3 separate regions of the Homo sapiens genome follow, and regions 1 and 2 are each linked to region 3. The links are chromatin contacts, found by Hi-C in ENCODE. All regions are on one chromosome and are shown on one strand. The core of a region is the stretch at or near the end of the contact, and the rest is flanking DNA. Distances in the headings are between cores, read along the strand shown. Region 1 overlaps LAMA1 (laminin subunit alpha 1). Region 2 holds the start of ARHGAP28 (Rho GTPase activating protein 28). Region 3 holds the start of PTPRM (protein tyrosine phosphatase receptor type M).

What was found. A loop is a pair of places that touch in the nucleus more often than their neighbours do. Pooled maps may share reads with other maps.
Region 1: a loop to region 3 is called in a pooled map, with 6 times the contacts of the local background. The contact joins the enhancer-like site here to the promoter of PTPRM in region 3. A Hi-C loop is called at or near these places in 4 of 50 pooled maps.
Region 2: a map with no recorded cell type shows a loop between it and region 3 (7-fold over the local background). The contact joins the promoter of ARHGAP28 here to the promoter of PTPRM in region 3. A Hi-C loop is called at or near these places in 1 of 37 single-sample maps with no recorded cell type and 3 of 50 pooled maps.

Annotation. Positions count from the first base shown.
Region 1 is chr18:7,037,094-7,039,793 of GRCh38, reverse strand. It overlaps LAMA1 (laminin subunit alpha 1), which reads left to right. Exons shown (of 63, transcript NM_005559.4): 11 at 844-984; 12 at 2,043-2,216. Among named protein-coding and RNA genes, the nearest start is that of LAMA1, 79 kb to the left of the region's middle. RefSeq lists enhancers at 692-1,192, 1,190-1,484, 448-1,647, 1,193-1,693. Within about 2 kb of position 1,278, at least 15 of the 41 ENCODE cell types and tissues checked have a DNase peak (open chromatin) inside an H3K27ac peak, as active enhancers do.
Region 2 is chr18:6,728,435-6,731,134 of GRCh38, reverse strand. It overlaps ARHGAP28 (Rho GTPase activating protein 28), which reads right to left and starts at 1,419. Exons shown (of 18, transcript NM_001366230.1): 1 at 1,192-1,419. The coding sequence starts at 1,313. It overlaps ARHGAP28-AS1 (ARHGAP28 antisense RNA 1), which reads left to right and starts at 1,273. Exons shown (of 2, transcript NR_134645.1): 1 at 1,273-1,415; 2 at 1,967-2,208. RefSeq lists silencers at 1,117-1,216, 1,427-1,516 and an enhancer at 686-1,649.
Region 3 is chr18:7,565,999-7,568,698 of GRCh38, reverse strand. PTPRM (protein tyrosine phosphatase receptor type M) reads right to left here and starts at 1,383. Exons shown (of 33, transcript NM_001105244.2): 1 at 808-1,383. The coding sequence starts at 880. RefSeq lists a silencer at 1,333-1,702.

The DNA of each region.
Region 1 (2,700 bases), core at 29-2,528, 530 kb after region 3:
TCCCACCTCCTCTGTGGGCCTCATCTCTGTTTTCTTTCTTTAAACCAGGACTTGGTAAACTATGGCTCGTGGGCCAAATCTGACACACTGCCTGTTTTGTGAATAAAGTTTTATTGGAACAGAGCTGTATCCATTTGCTTATGTATTTTCTATGACTATGTTCAACCAATAAAGGCTGAGTTGAGTAGTTGCAAAAGAGATGCTGTTGACCCCTAGCTTAATTCTATGGTATTCTTTTCCAGCTTTGTATTCGGAAGAGAACCAGATTAACATTAAATTTCTGAGAACACCAATTAAACGCAGATATGCTATTTTGAGTGTCTGTTAAAAAGGAGTTGAATAGTCATAAGAAATGCATTAATATGGTGCCAGTGAGGGGTTTTATTTGGCCTTACAATATTAATAACAATTTCTTCATAATTCATAGGACATTCCATTGTACCTATGTGCTTATTCCCACCTGTGCAGTCTTAGGCACATGTTATATACTACTGGAAATAATCTTGAGCATTTATGAATAAGAGAAAATTCTATAGCTCTCTTCAGATTTTGAAATGCTGGAAAGATCAGTAAAAAAATGAAAAATTTAAAACAAAACAAAACAATTTAAATGGAATGACCGAGTTCTAAGATCTCCAGCCTTGTTCTTGAGTACAAAATCAAATTATATATAATTCAAAATCTCTATTCTGGAAATATTGACTTTATGAGGCCTCACCTTTACTTTGGACGTTTATTCACCTGTCTCTGTGGATCACCGAACACCTATCTTGTTAATGTCATTTTATTCTCTCTGGACAGACACATTGGTTTCAAAAGCTAATCTTTTACCCTAACTTACAGGAAAACGTTGAGGGGAAGGCCTGTGATCGCTGCAAGCCAGGATTCTATAACTTGAAGGAAAAAAACCCCCGGGGCTGCTCCGAGTGCTTCTGCTTTGGCGTTTCTGATGTCTGCAGCAGCCTCTCTTGGCCTGTTGGTCAGGTGGGAGGCGCCATCTGCGCGGCGGGATTTAATGAGCAGGTCGTATTGCACAAGCTTGGCACGAGCTGTGTGAGGAGGAAATGAGGATGACTTCCCGTGACACCACTCTCATCGCTATGCAATGATACTGACGTGGGTCAAAGGCAGCCGTCTGCCTCTCAAGATTCTTTATAGGTCATGTGCTTACTCCCACACACATTTCTCTATGGAAAAAACAGGATGATGTGGCACTAGAGAACACGTCTTGTTTCAATTTCTTCTGTGGGGAAATGGATTGGGTGGGGAGGTCGGCTCTCCCTCCGCCCGCCCCTGCTGCTCTCAGGCCTGGGAGCCCAGAGGGCCGTGGGGCCATGGGGATTTTCCAGCTCAAAGACGCTAAGGAGTAGGAGGCCCTCCAGTGGCGAGGGTGGGAACAGCGGCACGTGGTGCAGGGTTTAGGAATGCAGGCCAAGTTGTTTCCGGAACAGGGAGTTCTGGGGTGATGGGTTCAACAGGGGTGTCCAGTGGTGGCTAGGAGAGGTGGAGATGGTGTGATGGCTGCAGGCAAGGGAGGAGCTGCTCGGTAGGGACTTACCCAGCAGTGACTGCTGTGGACACCACGCTGGGGGGAGTACCATCACCTCTATGTCGGTGACGCATTGGGAGTATAAGATCTAGAGGTTATCTTTGTACATTTTTCAACATTTGGGTAAAAAGCAGGGGGCAACGAAGAAGAGGGAGTCAGACTTAGCAAGAGACATTTTGCTGAATGCATTTATGATGTTCTTTGTTGTTTTAAATCTAAAATCTATACCCATGGCCTTTATGGTTTTGCTCATTTATTTGCTTATACTGGATCTGGATTTGGAGTAGTGAGACTTGTTCTCAGGTCCTCCTGGTCCTTTACAAGTGGAAGGGTCAAGGGTCATGAGGTTCAGCAGCCACAGGTGTTATGTTAATGCCATCCCTAGAGAAGCTTTCTGGCCCATTTCTTCATTGTGAAAATATTACTGCTGCACTGGGTGAAATCTAAGGTAAGTTCTATTTCATACTTCAAAATTCTTGAATTTGTTTTTAAGGTAAACAGTATGTCCGGGTGGCTGGTCACCGACTTGATCAGTCCCAGGAAGATCCCGTCTCAGCAAGATGCACTAGGCGGGCGCCATCAGGTCAGCATCAACAACACCGCGGTCATGCAGAGACTGGCTCCCAAGTACTACTGGGCAGCCCCCGAGGCCTACCTTGGAAATAAGGTGCGTGTGACCCTGCAGGTAGCGATGTCTCAGATGAAGATCTCAGGGAACACTGAGAAAGAACTTGCGCTGCCTGCATTTTAGGTAGTCTCATAGGGCACCTGAGTGTTGGACAGCATTTCATAGCCTGTACTTGCATCTGATGATACAAAGAAGGTTTTCTAGCCTTGTTAGACTTTATGTTGTATTATTCAAATAAGAACTTCTGCTCTTCTGGTCTGGTTCCTGAGCAGTGTGTTTGGTGAAGTCTCATCCCCGTCTCTGAGATAAACTTTCTGGGTCCCTGGATCACTTGTTTATGAAGTGTTCCTCACATTCCCGCTTTGTTTAGTTTGCCATAGGCTCAGCTTAGAGCCTCCATGGCTTAGTGGAGGGCCTGGCATACAAGAAACAACCCAGGGAAGGTTCCAGCAATGGGACTGCTGTGCTGCTCCCTCACTTTGAGTACCGTGGCAGGCTGTGCTCATCTGAAGCTCACATTTAG
Region 2 (2,700 bases), core at 170-2,669, 840 kb after region 3:
TGATTTTCCCACTGTCTTTATATAAAAATGAGATTTCACTCAACCTGCTGTTTTTGAAAGAAACAACATTTTCTTTGTTAGCCAAGCCCAACATAGATCTCTTGCCAATGTACTTTGTTCTTCTCATGGATACTAGCCAAAAAGATATTCCTTGAAATAAAGTCACAATCTGTTAATTAGGAAATCAATTAAAATCACAATCAATTAAATTAGGAAACAGAAGTAATTATCGCACAACTAAAGTTAAAAGTATGAGATAAAAGAAATGATTAAAAATAAACATGATGAAAACACACCACTCAAACTGCCCCCTTGTAAAGAAAAGCACTCGTCAGTGGATCAGATAGTCACATTTACACAAATAAAACTTCCCCCAAATATGTATCAAATATCTAACCATCTCACTCATCATAATACTTTTGTCTACCCACTTAAACGTTTTTGTTTCAGTTAATGAAAGTCTCATTGGCCTTGATCTTGCATCAAATGGATGATCACTGATAGAGTAATTTAACATAGATCCTTGATTAAATCTGAAATGTACAGGATGAGATGCTTATAGACTTCTTTTGACCAAAAGGAAATATAATTGCATTGACAGCATAGAGTTGACATTAGCAGTAATCAAATAATGACACCAATGCCTTTATACAATTGAAAGGTTTTAACATGTAGAAATAAAATTGTCTTTAAAAGTCTATTGAGGTGTACTTTTTAGAGAATTTCTCAACCTAAATTTTAAACCAGGCATGCAGTTACTGAACAAGCTCTCAAAAGGAGTATTCTGAGGATTTAGGGTTATTCATTTACTGTTTTCTTTTCATGTGCTGCTTGTGTTTCATTTGGAATATTTTTTAATTTCCCGATGTTTTATAGGCAACTTTGGCCGAAATGAGGTATATATATATATATACACATGACTTATCCTCAAATCGTATCAAGAATGCAATCCTGCTGCTTGCTAATCTCTGCTAGCCAACGACTTCAGCCCAGGCTGGTGGAGCCTTCGAGCGTTTCCCACCTCCAGTCAAAGACAATGCAAAGAACCCCAGGCTCACTCATCTAGTCCACCAAAACTTGAAACAACATCCAGTGACGGCGGTCGTGCGCTCAGGCACAAGGCGCAGCTGCACGGCGAACCCCCCAAGCCCAGCGCGACTGCGCCGCCCTGGTGGGAGCGGCTCCGGGTACCTGCTGAGCGGGTGGCTGGCTGCGGCGCGGGGCGCGCAGCGCGACTCGGCGTTGGGGGGCTGGGCGCGCGCGTACGAGTGGTAGGCGGTCAGCACCACGCCGCCCGAGTCCTCCACCTCCATCGTCAGCCGCGCATGTCTCGGCGCCGGCCCCAGAACAAAGACCGGGACCAGCATGGACCGGCGCGCCGGGAGGCTGTCAGCAGCTGGGCGGCGCGGCCCGAGGTGCGACCAGCCGCTCTCTCCCGCGGCTGTCAGGGGCCCCCGGGCAGGCCCGCCCCGCCCCGGGCGCGCGAATTCGCAGACGCTGGGAACCACGCCCACGGGCTGGAGTGGGGGCGGGCATAGTGCGTGTGTGTGTGTGTGTGTGCGCGCGCGCGCGCGCGCTCCTGTGTGAGTGCCTGTTTGTGTGCCTGTGTGTGTGCGTGCGTCTGTGCCTGTCTGTGTGTGCGTGTGTACCTGTGTGTGCCTGTTTGTGTGCCTGTGTACGTGTGCACGCCTGTGTGTGTGTGCGCCTATGTGTGCGCCTGTGTTTGTGCCTGTGTGTGCGCGCCCGTGTGTCCATGTGTGTGCCTGTGTGCGCGCGCCTGTGTGTCTGTGTGTGTGCGCCTGTGTGTGCGTGCGCGCGCATGTGTCGGGAGTGCGCGGGGAGGTGTGATCCCCGCTTCTAGGAAACTGGAAACCGGCCGGGATCCTTTGGGGCTCCTGCTAGCGGCTCTAGTAAAGTTTGTTTTTCTTTGTTTCTTTTTTTTTCCTTTTCTCACTCCCCCTCCCAGCCCTCTTCCAACTGGAGGCTTATCCTGTGGCTGGGAACATTTCCTGCCTGGCTGCGAGGAGTGAGACTAAGAAACCATACCTCAGGCTGAGGAGAGAGGCCGGGTTTGATATGTGTGCTCTAGGGAAGAAAAGGAGAAAATGTGACACTCTCTCATTTAAAGCATCCACATCAAAAATTGAAGAACTGGATTACATTGCTGTTTACTTAGTCAAGTTACAATAAACTTGATTTCCTTTTGGGTCAGGTAATCCCCTTTTACAGCAAGGGAACGCTTCCCTCCCACACCCTCAGTGCGCCACTACCAGACTCTTACCTCACTCTCACATCCCTTTCCTCCTCCCAATCATGATCACATTAACAGATACCGTTTGCAGCTTGTCTGAAAATTAGACTTTATTATTATAAGCCAAATGGGTGTTATTTCCAGAAGTTACTGTTGGTGGGGGACGATGTAGGGACTGGTTCGAGGTAGATAAAAAGGGGCATCATTAGAAATCTTGAGTCTGAAGTATGTCCTTATCCACATAGGACTAATAGCACAAATGGAAAAACAACATTCTTATAGCTGATTAAAAAGTAACCAGAAGTATGCCTAGGAAGAGGCCCACGTGAATGTTTTACTCACACGGACAATGTGTTTTATCTGCTGTCTCTTCCGTGCATCTCTAGGAGCTAGACGAAGTGGAAAGACAAGTTAACCTATCCCTTACTGGAGGGCAACTTGATCATGCT
Region 3 (2,700 bases), core at 134-2,633:
CACACCGCCAGTGCCTCTCCTTCCCACCTGGGACCCCCGGGCAGCCGGGCTGGATGAACAAGTTGCAGCTGGCCGCGGCGCTCCGCTAGGGGGACGAGGGTGGGGAGGGGGAGCCCAGCGGGGCGCAGGGCCGTGGCCAGGGCCTGGGGACCTGCCCGCTTCCCTCCGCGGCCGCCAAGCCCTACCGCTGGGACCGGCGAGGAACTCCCCCCAGCCTCTCCGCAGACGCTGCACGACCGCGGGGACCTCCCGGGGTCGCCAGCCGCGCCGGGCAGGGGGCGACAGGGAGGGCAGGGCACCGGGAGATCGCCGCCGCCGGAGCGGCCGCCAGTTCCCGGCGATCGCTGCGGGCGCAGCCGAACACCAGCGGCCTGGGCCCGGCCGCTGCTCGGGGTCGGCGGGGACCGCGCAGCGCCTACGCCAGGCGGCCCGGCGGCTGCAACTGGGAACTTCAAGCAAAGTTTTCTGCTGTTCCTTTTGCAGCCGGCCAGGGACTCAAGAGTGCAAGCCGCCCAACCTTGAGCACTAGCCCAGGCCGCGGAAGGACGGCGGCCGAGCTGGCAGTCCCGGCTGGGGAGCTCGCCCTCGGGGTCCGTCCGCTCCGCCCGCCCGAGGACTGGGTGCCTGCCAGCCCCACGGCCCCTCGCCCAGCGCCCGGCTCACAGGCAGAAGCGGTGTCCGGCCCGCCGCGCCCCCCGCCCGGCCCCGACGCCAGCCTTAGGGCTCTACCACCAGGGAGCTGTCGGCGTCCCGGGCGTCCCGCGCCGGCCCGCGCGCCTCGGGGGCGGCAGAGGCGGTCCCGCTTACCTGAGAACGTCTCGCCCGCCGCAGTTAGCAAAAGTCCGGCCAAAGTCGCCAGGCAAGTCCCAAGTCCCCTCATGGTGCTGAGTGCGGGCCGGGCCGCTCCCCGGCGGCGGTGGGTGGGCGCGCGAGGGCGGAGGGGGCCGGGAGCTTTGGTTCCGAGGCAGCGAGGAGAGACGGGTAAACAGCAGAGCGCTAAGCCAAGCCCCCAAAGTGCCAACAGTTGCAGAAGTCCGAACTCCAGCGGCTCCAGGGGCGCGGGCACAGGGTCCTGGGTCCTCCTCCCCTGTCCCTGGCCCCACTCGGCGTCTGGCGCCGCTGGCAGAGGGAGCGGAGGGCGAGCCCGCGGAGCCAAAATCTTCCCTCGGTTCCGGTTGCTGAGCTCGCCGCCTCTCCCCTTCCCCTGCCCGGGACCCGGGACCCGAGCTGCCGGCCGTGGCCGTGGCGGTGGCCGTGGCCGTGGCCGCGCGCGTTCCGCCCGCCGCCTCTCCACAGGCAGCCCCAAGCCCAGCCCCGGGCGGCGGCGCGCCGATGACCGAGCCCGCGCCGGCTGCGCGCGGGGCTCTTGCTCCCCGACTGACTGGCGGTGCCCCGCAGGCCGGCTGAAGGGAGCGCTCACGTCACGGCCGCCCGGCGCCGCCGCGGCCCGCTAGAGGGCGTGAGCGCCCGTGCCCCGCCGGCCCGCGCCCGAGCGCCTCCGGGAGCTCGGCTGGGGGCGGCCCCGCGGCCACAGCCACTACCGCCGCCGAAGCGGGCGTCAGCCGCGCGGGGAGGAGCGGCCACCGGGCTCCCCCCGCCCACCTCCTCGCCCCGGCCGCGTCTTCTATTTTGGTAGCTGGCTCTGGGGAGGGTGACTGTGGAAGAGGCTGCGCCGCCGCCAGAAGTTTGTCCCGGGTCACGAGCCGCGAGTAGTTTGTGAGCGCGGCCGGGCGGGACCAGCGGCCTGCGACCCCGCGGGCGCGGCCAGGCGGCTTCGAGCCTGGCGCCGGACGGCGATGTCACCGCACAGGGCCAGCTGCACCCGGAGTCGCCGGGCCTGCGCTGCTCGGCGGCTGCGGGAAAAGCGAGCCAGGAGATCGCTGAGGCTCCGGAGGGCTGCGAGCTTCTCTACGCCGCGGGCGGAGCGAAGTTGGCGGGCGCCGGGAGATGGCGCGGGAGCCGGGAGCGCCGAGCCCCGCGATCGCCAGCCCGCTCCCGGCCGGGCCCGCCGGGTACACGCCGCTGGCCCCGAGCACTGGCGCCCGGGAAGCAGGGCGCGCTTCTGCTGTTCTGCGTCCTCATCATGCCTCGGTGTCCCGTGTGGGCCCGAAGCGAGCCGCAGGCAGTACACGGAAGGCGGTGGTCACACCAAAACCAGGGTTTGGACATAACCCGTGGTTTCTGTATCTGGTGCAAAGTGCTGAGAAACAGGGGAGAAAGAGAAGTGGGGGGTGAATCAAGTAATGTCTTGAAATATTTTAGTTTTACGATTTTGGGTCTGAGTGAATTAAAAAAACCTTACAATGCTTCAGCAAAAAATAATTTTTTTATTTTAATTGTAAATTTTTTTGTAAGTGATCCTTCTATCTTCCAGGGAATAAGCACATTGAGCCAGCACCAACCAGACAGCTGTAAGCTCCTGGCCTAGCTAACTGAACGCAATAGAAGGCTTGGGAAGAGGTTAAATTAGGAACCAAAGTAACTGAGTGACAGGGTTCTAGCAATGATTCTGGCTAGAAGGCAAACCGGTGATACAGAGGCACCCAGGAGCTCTCCTGCACTTTTTCCGCAAGAGGGGTCCTCTGCTTAGTGCTCACTGCTTTCTAGTGCTTATAAACACGTAAAAAAATAAATGGATTCCACACTCATCTTGACCCTGTTCTCCACTGTACACCAGAACCAAGAAAGATACAGCTGTCA